Regions from separate parts of the Homo sapiens genome. Here region 1 is linked to region 2. Evidence: chromatin contacts called from ENCODE Hi-C or POLR2A ChIA-PET data. All regions are on one chromosome and are shown on one strand. The core of a region is the stretch at or near the end of the contact, and the rest is flanking DNA. Distances in the headings are between cores, read along the strand shown.

The links. Hi-C counts contacts between places; a loop is a spot of excess contacts on that map. ChIA-PET counts read pairs that join two places held with the same protein, here RNA polymerase II (POLR2A). Pooled maps may share reads with other maps.
Region 1: a map with no recorded cell type shows a loop between it and region 2 (12-fold over the local background). The contact joins the promoter of LINC00707 here to the enhancer-like site in region 2. A Hi-C loop is called at or near these places in 3 of 168 maps with a recorded cell type or tissue (A673, mammary epithelial cell and posterior cingulate gyrus), 6 of 37 single-sample maps with no recorded cell type and 7 of 50 pooled maps. POLR2A ChIA-PET finds 5 or more read pairs at or near these places in 1 of 52 experiments (MCF 10A).

What each region holds. Positions count from the first base shown.
Region 1 is chr10:6,775,895-6,781,982 of GRCh38, forward strand. LINC00707 (long intergenic non-protein coding RNA 707) reads left to right here and starts at 3,704. Exons shown (of 5, transcript NR_038291.1): 1 at 3,704-3,993; 2 at 5,410-5,592. LINC00706 (long intergenic non-protein coding RNA 706) reads right to left here and starts at 3,286. Exons shown (of 2, transcript NR_108074.1): 1 at 3,217-3,286.
Region 2 is chr10:6,925,800-6,932,005 of GRCh38, forward strand. All of the region lies in intron 3 of LOC105376387 (a long non-coding RNA gene), which reads right to left. Among named protein-coding and RNA genes, the nearest start is that of LINC00707, 150 kb to the left of the region's middle. RefSeq lists enhancers at 2,096-2,515, 2,247-2,336. Within about 2 kb of position 2,597, at least 13 of the 41 ENCODE cell types and tissues checked have a DNase peak (open chromatin) inside an H3K27ac peak, as active enhancers do.

The DNA of each region.
Region 1 (6,088 bases), core at 2,454-4,953, 150 kb before region 2:
AAAACAGTGATGTAATCATATTAAAGAACAGCCTGGGTTATACTTATAGTCTACCTATTAATAGGACAGCCTCTTACCGACACCTACATTTTTTCTGCTGCTCCCAAATGATGACATACACTTTGCTGTTTTAATACGTAAACCAAATTCATAAGCAAGTAGATAAGCCCCAGATTCTTCTTGCAGACACTGAACATTGTGGTCCCATAAATGCAAGTTCCATCTCTGCCATCATTATCACAATAATTATTATTTAACAATTACCATTTTTGCATTTCCCTCTCTTGTACTGGGCTATCATTTCCAGGGACTGTTTCTCTTGATCATTCCTGTATCCCTAGCATTTAGTACAGATTCTGGCACAAAATTGTCACTCAATGAACATTTCTTGCGTAGATGAATGGGTTTGAATTCGGAGCTGTTGATTTGCTTAGAGAAGTACCTTTTGTGAAAATGTCCACATGTTGTAGGTAGAAACAGGAGGTGAAACACGTGGAAATGATCACAGAGGAGCTAAGTATGATGCAGAGACACAGCCCTGTTCACGACAGTGCCACACAGAGGTGGCCGGCTGGGCACTGGAGGGGGTCAGGGGCTGCCTGATTGTCAGAACTGTCAGTGGCCTGATGACCACACACATTGCTGCTGGGCAAATTCTTACCTGAGAATTTCTTCCATTTCCTGGAAACACAATTCAAAATCTATATAAATGCCTTGTTTTTCTGGCGTTGTCTAAGAACAAAGTGTTCCTTGGTTTGAAATTTTCCAGATGACTATTTGGAATTTTACTCATTTTGGTGAATTATGTTATATTTTCTTGAAAGTTAGGCTGAAGTTCACTTAACTCTTTCTAAAGACTCAGAGTCACCCTGTTGGCTAGCTCTTGAGAGCATCTACAGAATGGTTTTATGTATGCACATACTTTTTATGGCTTGAAGAATACTTATGCCCAGACCAGTTGTTTGTAAGTCCCCCTCTACCCTTGTGGTGTGACAATAGGAATGGGCAGTGGGAAGCAGCAAGCAGCAATGGGGTAGCGGTGTGCAGAGCCCGTGGCTATCTGTTTTGTAGACTGGTACTTCTTGGATGTTGTGTGAGCAAAGAATCCTGGTTTCATATATACTACCATGCATTACTTTAATTAATCTTCAAAGTGTTTTGCTCAGGCAAGTGGGGACTTATTTCTCTCTCCACTTTACAGGAACACAAATTGATTCAGTAAAGTTTATTTTTTTCTTATTTATTTGTTTGTTTATTTTTTGAGATGGAGTTTTGCTCTGTCGCCAGGCTGGAGTGCAGTGGCATGATCTTGGCTCACTGCAACCTCTGCCTCCTGGGTTGAAGAGATTCTCCTGCCTCAGCCTCCCGAGTAGCTGGGATTACAGGTGCACACCACCACACCTGGCTAATTTTGTATTTTTAGTAGAGATGGGGTTTCACCGTGTTAGTCAGTCTGGTCTCAAACTCCTGACCTCAGTTGGTCCACCCACCTCAGCCTCTCAAAGTGCTGGCATTCCAGGTGTGAGCCACCACGCCCAGCAATTCAGTAAAGTTTAGATTTACTTTGTGAGAAAACACATAGCTAAAGCAAACATTCGTGCAGGGCCTACTTCGTGCCAGGTGTGGTTTTAGGACCTTTATACTATGATTTTATTTCAACATTTTTAGCATCAGCAATCTCATTCTACTAGGTCATGGCAAAACTGGACTAAGAGCTGTGGCATTTTTCTCTGAATCCCATGTTCTTTTCAGAGGGATTACATTACTTCTACAAAATAACACTGTCTTAGTCAATTTAGTGTTGCTATAACAGAGTATCTGAGACTGGGTCGTTTAGAAAGAAATGAGGTCTATTGAGCTCATGGTTCTGCAGGTGGGAAATTTCAAGGGCATGGCGCTGGCTTCTGGCCAGGGCTTTCCTGCTGTGTCATAACATAACAGAAGGTCAAAACTGGGGTAGGCATGTGTGAAAAGGAAGGGACCAAGGAGGGTGACATGTTTTATACCAACCTACTCTTGAGGGAACTAATCCATCTCTGCAAGAACTAATCCAGTCTTGCAAGAGTAAGAACTCACTCACTATCCTGAGAACGGCACCAATTTATCGTGAGGAATCCACCCCTATGACCCAAACACCTCCCACTGGGCCCCACTTCCCAACACTGTCTCTTGCAATGAAACTTCCACATGGGTTTTGGTGAGGACAAGGCACATCTAAGTTGTAGAAAATACCCATAAAAAGCTTGAGAAAGCACATGGATGGATATACATGACTTTGTTTCACCATCTTTGCCCTTTTCTATTGATACAACGATGCTCTTGAGTCTAGAAAAAAGTGCTTCAGGCTGAACGGGTTTCAGATGGCTGTCCACTGGATTTCTGGTTTTACCTTTTATCTCTAATGGGCTCACCCCGCACCTACCTTAAGGCCAGGTTCATCACTGCAAAACACAAATCCAATTCCAAAACACTGGGAAGCAATCAGATTGGATTGTTCTTTTCTTAGGAAAAGAAAGCAAAAACTTACCCCCCCATAAGGCACCACTGCCTAAAACCATCTGTAAGCATTTCTGTCATTTCCTTGGAGGCTTGAGACTCACCTGTGAGAGGGAAAGCATCAACCTCTCCCACATACCCTTAGTTGCCCTAAACGATTCACCCCTGTGTTCCACCTTTAGTAAAAGAAAAGCACGGTGATTACCAGAATTCAGTGCAGAGCCATCCCTTAACAAGCAATGGTTAAGAAACAAGGGAGGGAAGGAAGAAAGGAAGAAAGGAAGGAAGGAAGGAAGGAAGGTAGGTGGGGGGGGGGAGGGAGAGAGAGAAGGAAGAAAGGAAGGAGGGAAGGGAGGGAGGGAAGGAAGGAAAGAAGGAAATGGAAGGAAGGAAGGAGAGAGGGAGGAAGGAAGGAAGAAAGGAAGGAAGGAAGGAGGGAGGGAGTGATGAAGGAAGGAAGGAAGAAAGAAAGAGGGTGGGAGGGAGGGAGAGAATGAAGAAGGAAGGAAGGAAGGCAGGGAAGGAGGGAGGGAAAGAAGGAAATGGAAGGAAGAAGAGAGGGAGGAAGGAAGAAAAAAATGGAAGAAAGGAAGGAGAGAGGGAGGGAGGAAGGAAGGAAGGAAGAGAGGGAGGGAAGGAGGGAGGGAGGGAGGGAGGGAGGGATCAGAAATCATAGCCAGTGAAACCCAGAAAACCGTTAGGCAGGAATTAGGACAATACCTTACTCAGGTTTGCATTCCCAGCATTTAGCACCATATGCATCATGCATCAAAAATGTTGTTGGGTGAATGCTGAGCAACAGCCACACACTGAATAAACCAGGCAGGTTGACGTCACAGGGGAGGGCACAGTGTTCCTGGACTCTGAGTGGGTGGCTATTTTTCATGCCAAGTCATGACAGTAGCATTCAGTGTGGTGGGTAAACACAGTCTTATGAATCTCACTTTTAAAAAACTGGAAGTGCTATAGATAAAAGCTTTCATAATTTTGAGATAATAATGGTAAAAATTATCATTTTTGCTTACTATTTGTGATGGTTAATATTGAGTGTCAACTTGATTGGATTGAAGGATGCAATGTATTGCCCCGGGGTGTCTGTGAGGGTGTTGCCAAAGGAGATTAACACTTGAGTCACTGGACTGGGAGAGGCAGACCCACCCTCAATCTGGGTGGGCACCCAGCTGCCAGCTCAGCTGCCAGTGTGGCTAAAATAAAGCAGGCAGAGGAACGTGGAAGGACTAGACTGCCTGAGTCTTCTGACCTTCATCTTTCCCCTGTGTTGGATGCCTCCTGCCCTCAAACATCAGACTCCAGGTTCTTCAGCTTTTGGACTCTTGGACCTACCCCCCGAGTGGTTTGCCAGGGGCTCTCAGGCCTTCGGCTACAGACTGAGGGCTGCATTATCAGCTTTCCTACTTTTGAGGTTTTGGGACTTTACTGGCTTTCTTGCTCCTCAACTTGCAGATGGCCTGTTGTGGGACCTCACCTTGTGATCATGTGAGTCAATACTCCTTAATAAACTCCCTTTCATATATGCATCTATCCTATTAGTCCTGTCCTTCTAGAGAATGCTAATACAATATTTTTAATTTTTATATCCCACAATAAAACTCAGAAGTAGTTAAGTCAGGCTTAAATGCAAGAGAACGGTTTATATTAATTATTGGCCATAACCAACAAAAAATTTCAGAAAAGTCAGTATCATCATGCTGCCTTTATCCAGCACTGACTTTGTTAAGCCTTCCAGAATCTGTCATGTATGAGATTCAACCTGAAATACATACACGCAACAGGTGCATCTTAGGGCTTTGAGGCCAACTGCAACTCATAGTTGCCAAGAACCACCAGCCCTGAGAAACACCTGAAGAAGAAGATTGGTTTAGTGTTTGGGTCCTTCTATGACCTTGAAGAAAGCACTGGGGAAGACATGATTGTGCCTTCACTGAGTAGCCCCACCAGCCATCACCACTTCATTTCTTACCCACCTTTGTAGTATACTCATTCCTAATTAAGAAGGCTGAGGCAGAGCCAAGGGTTAAGTTAACGCAAGGCTGGTACCTTTCCTAGGCTTGCCAGTCATTTGCACACAGAGAAGACCATAGGAAACTGAAAGAAGAACAGAGAGAGAGAATCTAGGTTTCCTGACAATGTAAATTACATCTTAGTATGAGAAGTTAAACAATATCCATTGTTTTGAACTATTTTTTCCCTTAAATCCACAGTGGTAAGTCCTTTCTCTTTCAAGGACTGTTGATCATCACAGGAAACCGGGACCATCCGGTCAAGTCAGGGCATCTCTGCTAATCTTTAAGTTTATAAACTGGTACAAGAAATAAATAAAGAACCTGAGTTGGAATTGCCGGTTGGTTTAGGCTTATCTTATTTGGAGAAAGTAATAAATTGATTATGCTTTAAGTGAACAGTGGGAAGCGATTGATGATTCAATAACTTTAAATTAAAAGAAGATTTACTGGAAAATTGGCAGTGCTGCAGCAGATTTGAGTCGTCTGTTAAGTAACAGTTAGTGCCACATGCCATGACAAATCCAGAAGCCAGTTTGTGGGGAAAAAAAAAAAAAAAAAAAAAAAAAAAGGGATCCTCTTCCCTGGATATATTTTACTTTTGAGCCCATGAAGAAGATTTGAAGCCAATGAAGAAGATTCGAAGGCACCTTTCAGAAAGGGAAGTGAGTGGGGGCAAAAGAAACCGCCACCATCTGCTGCCTCCCAGATACGATGATAAAAAATATGGCATATTGTTTAGAAGTAAGGACATTGCCCTTTTTCTTTTCTTTTCTTTAATTTTGATGTGCATCATTATGATTTCAAATAATGAAATATAAGTGGACTTTTAAGTTCTGTTTCTGGTCTGTTGAGGTTGACACGGCTCACTGAAAGTTCATATCTCTGGCAGGTACATGAGGGAAATACACACCCCTCCCAGGGATGATGGAAGGTTAAGGTCCTAACACCTCCTGCACATCTGAGCAGCTGCACATTGAACCAGATAGTCCTGGAATGTGGGAAAACAGAGGCAGACTCAAGAGTCTGGAACATTATTTTAGGATCACACAAAAAAGATACATAATTTTCATAGGTAAGTGTTGTTTTTTTGTTGTTGTTGGAAAAAAGTTTCTCACTAATAACTATCTAAAAGGGAAGTAATTAGGGTTTCAGGCGTTCTAAAAATAACTGTAAAGAGGGTTTTGTTTTGGTTTTGGTTCGTTCTGGTGTGCCTTACAGCTTTCCCTAAGGCAACACACTTACTGACCTATTGCTAGGGCAAATAGGTGGAAAAAAACAAGCTTTCCTCTCTCTGGAGAAAGGAAGGGTCAGGTGTAACACTGAAGTGACTCAAAAGTAGGGGAGCTTGTATCAGCTCTGGTCTGCACAATGATTCCCCTGCTCTTTACATAGAAAAAGAAGAAAGGAGGAGAAATCTCACAGCAATGTCCTTGATTTAACCGTACAAAAGGGCAGAAATGATTGATCGTTATTTTGCCGTTTGGGCTATTGTTCATTTAAATTTCATGTGCCAATTCTGACTGATTAGCAGTGGCTGCTTGGAGCATTGTGTGAGGAAGAACTCTCAG
Region 2 (6,206 bases), core at 1,347-3,846:
CACCTGTAATCCCAGCTACTTAGGAGGCAGAGTCAGGAGAATCACTTGAACCCAGGGGGCAGAGGTTGCAGTGAGCTGAGATGGCGCCACTGCACTCCAGCCTGGGTGACAGAGCGAGACTCTGTGTCAAAAAAAAAGAAAGGAAGGAAGGAAAGAAGGAAGGAAGGAAGGAAAGAAGAAAGAAAGAAAGAAAGAAAGAGAAAGAAAGAAAGAAAGAAAGAAAGAAAGAAAGAAAGAAAGAAAGAAAGAAAGAAAAGAAAGAAAAGAGAGAGAAAGAAAGAAAAAATCCAGTGACATTTATTTTACATCTATCATTTTCTTTCTAGGGCTTTTTCACTATATGTTACTATATTACTTTATTTTTCTCATTTCTATCCTTCAGGACTCTTTGTCTTTTTATCACGCCGTCGATTCTCTCTTGTGACCACTGGATTTCCTTTTCGTTTCTATGACGGTTTCGCTTTTTCTTCTATTTATTTTCTGAGTTCTCCTCATTCCTGTCTTATAACCTGCAGTTGTCTCTCGGCATTCTCCTGGAATTATTACATTTCCACTTTGTGGCATTCCTTCTTAGTAGTAATTGCTTCATTATGCTCCTTAAAATCTGGCAAAATGTTTGGTTGCAGTTCATCTTTGCTCAGTGGCACTGTTTTTAGGAGAATAATCCGTATCAGTTGGAAAGCTTTGCAGATCTTTTCCACATATTTATTCACAATAAATTTTCTTACTGTTTATCATTAAAAACTTGGTTTTTTATGACCCAGCTATTGGCAGACTAGTCCTATAGGCAGAGACAAAGCAGGGCAGTCCTGGCTTCACAGCAAAGGGCTTATTCCTTCACTGCCACAGAAACAGAATGCTCACTGTGAATATTGCTCTTCTGTGTGAGACTGGATTTCCATTTCTGGGGCCATCGTGACTTCTACCACCAGCTTTCCTTGTCCTGGCACAAGATATCCACTGTTGCAAATGAGAAATATAGCTCTTGTACTACCAGACTATCAGTTTTTGCATTTTTATGGATCTTCCTGAATTTTCCTTCTTATGAGTCCACTCATTACTCTCTGAGCTTCTGATTTTTCCTACTCTTTCCTACTGCTCTTCCTTCCATCTGCTTCTGCCTTATTTGGGGCTTTTGAAAGTCCCTACAGGTATTTTGAAGTCAGCATATCATCTGATTTCTAAATTTCATGGACAGTTGAATTTGCAGGACTTAGGAAATTCTTCTAGTTTTTTGTTTGTTTGTCTGCTTGCTTCTTTAGGAGAAGAAGGAGAAAACACTGATGGATATAGTCATGTTCATAAGAAGATCTCTTCCGAGTGTTTGATGCAACCTCTGCTTCCGCTATCCCATCTTCTCACACTCCCCTTTGTGCTAGTTCTTCTCATCTGCATGCAGCTTCTTTCCTGTCATTTGACCATCATGGAGAAGCTCTTTTTTCATGAACATTTTCCTTCTGAAAACCACATATGTCCCACTGTCAGTTTTGCACATCTATTTCATTATCAGACTTGAAAATGTATCCCTCTTATCCATTTCCTTACTTTATCAAAAATGTTGGAAATGAATAACATATGGAATGTACATTAACTTAGTTACCATCATTTTAGTTGTCCATCACCAGTACCTAATCATGATGGTTAGTTCATGGATGAATTTTCAACGAATATGCATGCAACAATGCTAGGTGTGTCAATGATGGTTCCTTGACTTAAATGAAGTATATGGTCTGCTTAAATCACCTGCCTTTTTCTGTGATCAACTAATTTAAATTAAGAAATGAAATAAAAAATTATAGCAGGGAGCCTTGAAGGTAGGTTGAAAACTGTCTGCTGAGTCAGTAGCTCTATTTTTATCCAAACAGACAAGAAGACAGCAAGCCCCTTGACTTGTGGTTTCCGTTCTCTCATTTCCTGTGTGCACCCACATGAACCATGTGCCCTCCCTGACTCCCTGCCTCCACGTCTAGAGAAGGAGGCGTGGGTCTTCTCTAATTCCCCTTGTGTGCTTGACTTGTTCCCCACCACCCAAGGGCTAAGGCTTAGGCACTGCGTTGAAAACTTCAGCACAGCAGGGAACCTCAGCCACTCTGTCTTCTATCCATCCTCCCTCATGTCTTCTCTGTACTCCTGTCTCTATCAGTTGGCACCTGGGCCTCCGCCTGCCTTCACCTCCTTGTCTCCATCCTTGCAATGAATGCCGTAGTATGACCACCTCTTCTTCTCCAGTGTAACTTCACTCTGGCACTATTTTCTGAAACTTGTGGACCCTCCATGCCACAGCTACCCTAAACCCACTCTCCTGAGAAGCCCCAGTTCCCAGAACGGAAGTCCAGGTCGGCCCTCGGCCGCCACACTTCCCTAAACAGCAGCTGCCTAAGAGTCTGTGAACCTGCACAATTTTCACTAGCAGTGTCTCAACAATTAGCCGGTGCCTCACAAGTGGGGCAGATGGTATAGCCAGGAATGAGAGTTTCATGTTTCTTCTGATTCACATGCATTCCTATCTAAAGGCTGTTTCCTTTTAGAGACAAACTAATTTTTTCTCTTTCGTCCTTTGCCTGGGCTTTATGTTTACTTCTACAAGCTGGCACTTCCGATGGTTTCTAGAGAGCTCATTGGTGCTCTCTCTCTCTCTAACACACACACACACACACACACACACACACACACACACACTATGTACACACCTCACAGGAAATGGAAACTTGTTCCCATTATGGGTCCTGAAACAAAGCTCTGTGGATATGCATGTGCTACTTAGATTTTCTATCCCAGGAAATGAGTTTAAATACCTACCTCCCCAACAAATTTTTTTTTCAGAGACAACAGACCTCGGAAGACAAGTGGAAGTTGAAACTCTCCTTGAATGCGGTTCTTGGGAGTTGGAAATCTCCATTGCCGTTGCTTCCCCATGGAAGGCTTTGCAGTGCTAAATGGCTTATCTCCATGACAACCAGAAGAGCTGGTTGTTGTTTTTTTTTTTTTTTTTTTCTGCTGGACATTTTTTTCTAGATTTTACTTCATATTTAAAATAATTAAAAGTGTTTATCTCAGTACACCACAACCAGTCATTTACTGGGCCAGTGTCAGGAGGCAGTTCACATCCGTTTGGGGTCCACTCAAACCACCTCCATGCTGTCGGCCTTCAAAGTTTCCAAGAGGTTTGGTTTCTCTTTGAAATCTGGCTTCTCACTTGCGCACTGTATAACTTTTAAACAGATTAATTTTTTTAGTTCCTTATATATAAGTTTTCTGCATGTAAAAATTTAAGATAATTTTATGTCAAGAAGAGCAGAGAAGATGTATTAGATAAAGTGTGAGAGACTGCCTGATAGAGCTGAACACATGGGAAGCATACAAAATATTCATCTCTCTGCTTATTCGTTTCCTTAGCAGAATATCTGGCTGCAGCTTACTGTAGCCATCCTGTCATCAGTTCCCAAACGGGAGGAATGCCATGGTCTCTTGACAGAGGCTCTCTTGCACTGTTGGAGGCAAGGGCCTGCTGTCCTGTCAGGTTGGCCCATTTATCCAGTTACTCGTGAAATATCTTGTTCTCTCAGAGAATCAACCGGCGGCTGTGTGCTGACTTCACAAAGAAAAATCCATTCTCTCACCAAGTAGTTGTCAAGCATAATAAAGAAAAACTGGCAGAATAATTGGGGTGGTTGCTGAGTCTAACTCAATATCGTATGAAAGAAAATATATGGAACAGTGGTGTTTAAAGAGAACTGCACACCTCTGTTTGTATGGCAGGCTCAAACACAGCCAGTCAGACGTATGTAGAGTCAAAGTGAGGAAGTGGAGGTCATTTAGACTACTGGTAGACCCAGAATTCGAGCCAAAACAGAAGCAGAAAACAGAAATAGATGCTTCAGGATCTGTCTCTCTGCCAAGCCAACCCAGCGATTCTCATCAGAAACCTCAACAAACAATTGGAAGAGAAACAGGTAGAAATTGTGGTTCAATTTTAAGGTATCATTGTGTTTATTTTGAAGCACTTTTTTCTTCAAGATGGAAATCATTTTAGTGTCTTATTTAGTTATAAATGTGATGAATACTTGCTGCAAAAACAATCAGAAGAAACAGTTTTATTGCTTTATTTAGTTAAAATGTGATGTAAAAACAACCAGAGGCTACAAAAAATAGAAAAAAGAAAAGAGAAAAAAGATGAAAGAAGGACAAGAATGAAAGAAAGGAAGAAAAAGATGAGAAGAAAACACGTGAAAGGGGTCATAGTATGCCACCCCAAAATATATTATTTTGGGACATTGATTATTTTGAGCTGTAGATGATCAAGAAACAGCAGATCCAGGAAGATTATTTAGAGCTGAAGATGATTGAGAAATAGCAGATCCAGGAAGAGCTGTCTCCCCACTTTCTATGTATATAAAAGTGGGGCATAAATTTTCTGTAAGAAAAGTACCCCCCAGGTGCCAGGAAGAGGAGAGAATTTTTGTCAGAGATGGGGAGTCGAAGCTGAGATGAATCCATACAAACAAGCCTACTAAAATTATATTTGCCTTCCATTAATTTTCCCTATGTATTTCTTAGTAACTGTCCCATGGTTTGCCTCCCCAAACCCAAACCCCTTTCTCCCTTGACTGTCCATGTCTCCATAATTTATTATTATCTGTTAAAATGATATATAGGTTCTTGTGCCTTTTCACCTCTTTGAATTCTCATTTCTTACATATGAAAGGCCCCATATACACATAAACACATTAGTATCAAATAACATTTGTATGCTTTCCCTCCTATTAACCTGTCTTTTGTCTATTTAATTCTCAGGACCAACCACAGAACCTAACAGGAGAGAGAAAAAGTCTTTCCTCCCCTATGGAAGGAAGGAAGGAGAATAAAAATAAAGCATGATTGGTAATACAGCCACTCAAGAGAAACACTGTCCATTGGCTTTTGATTACTGACCACAGTAATTTATATTCTCCAAAAAAAAACTAGTGAATGTGTTCAGCAATTAGCCCATTGGTGAAGGCATGGAGAGTCATGAGAGCTTGTTCCTTTCATGGAACAGTCTTTAAGTAGAACTATTGCGTACAGTACAAGAGGAGAGTTGTTCCTAGAAGTTAGGTCAGAAGATAGAAGTTAAGGGACAAGATAATAAAGGAATTTATCATCCTAAAGCTTTTGATTTTCTTTCCTCATCTGCTGGATGACACATAACGCAGAATTGGAATGTTCTAGAATGTTCAGAATTTAGAATGGTTCCAAGTTGTCAACCCAATTCTATAAAGACATGTGAGATACATAAGGGTACAGGAATAGATGCCTATTTTCACTGGCATTGTAATGTGTTAAAGTGTGGAAGAAGCTCCAGTTTTTGCACTTGAGTCACTGTGCAGATAGACCTGTCCATTGATATTCTAAGGAAAATGTTACCAATATGGGAGAATGGGCTCTGCTGTATCAGAAGGAGACAACATGGCGTGATGGTTAAGAATTGGACTCTGGGCCAGCCGTGGTGGCTCATGCCTGTAATCCCAGTACCTTAGGAGGCCATGGCAGGCAGATTATCTGAGGCCAGGAGTTCGAGACCAGCCTGGCCAACATGGTGAAAACCCATCTCTACTAAAAATACAAAAAATTAGCCAGGCATGGTGACGGGCACCTATAGTCCCAGCTACTTGGGAAGCTGAGCCACGAGAATCGCTTGAACCTGGGAGGTGGAGGTTGCAGTGAGCCAAGATCATGCCACCGTACCCCAGCCTGGAAACAAGAGCAAGACTCTATCTCAAAAAAAAAAAAAAAAAAAAAAAAGAATTAAACTCTGGAGTCAGATTTCTCAGGTTTATCCTAGCTCTGCCACTAGGCTCTCTGACCTTGAGAAAAAGGTAGCCTTTTAATATATCAATTTGGGCAAACATAAAATAGGGAAAATCGCAATCCATCCCTTTTAATATTAGAAAGTGGTGGCTGTGCAGTGGCTCACACCTGTAATCCGAGCACTTTAGGAGGCTGAGATGGGAGGATGGCTTGAGCTCAGATGTTCAAGACCAGCCTGGGCAACAAAGTGAGACCTTGTCTCTACAAAAAAAAATTAAAAATTAACCAAGTGTGGTGGTGCATGCCTGTGGTCCCAGCTACATGGGAGGCTGAGCCAGGAGGATTGTTTGAGCCCCAAAGGTGAAGGCTGCAGTGAGCCATGATCAAGCCATTGCACTCCAGCCTGGGCAACAGAGTGA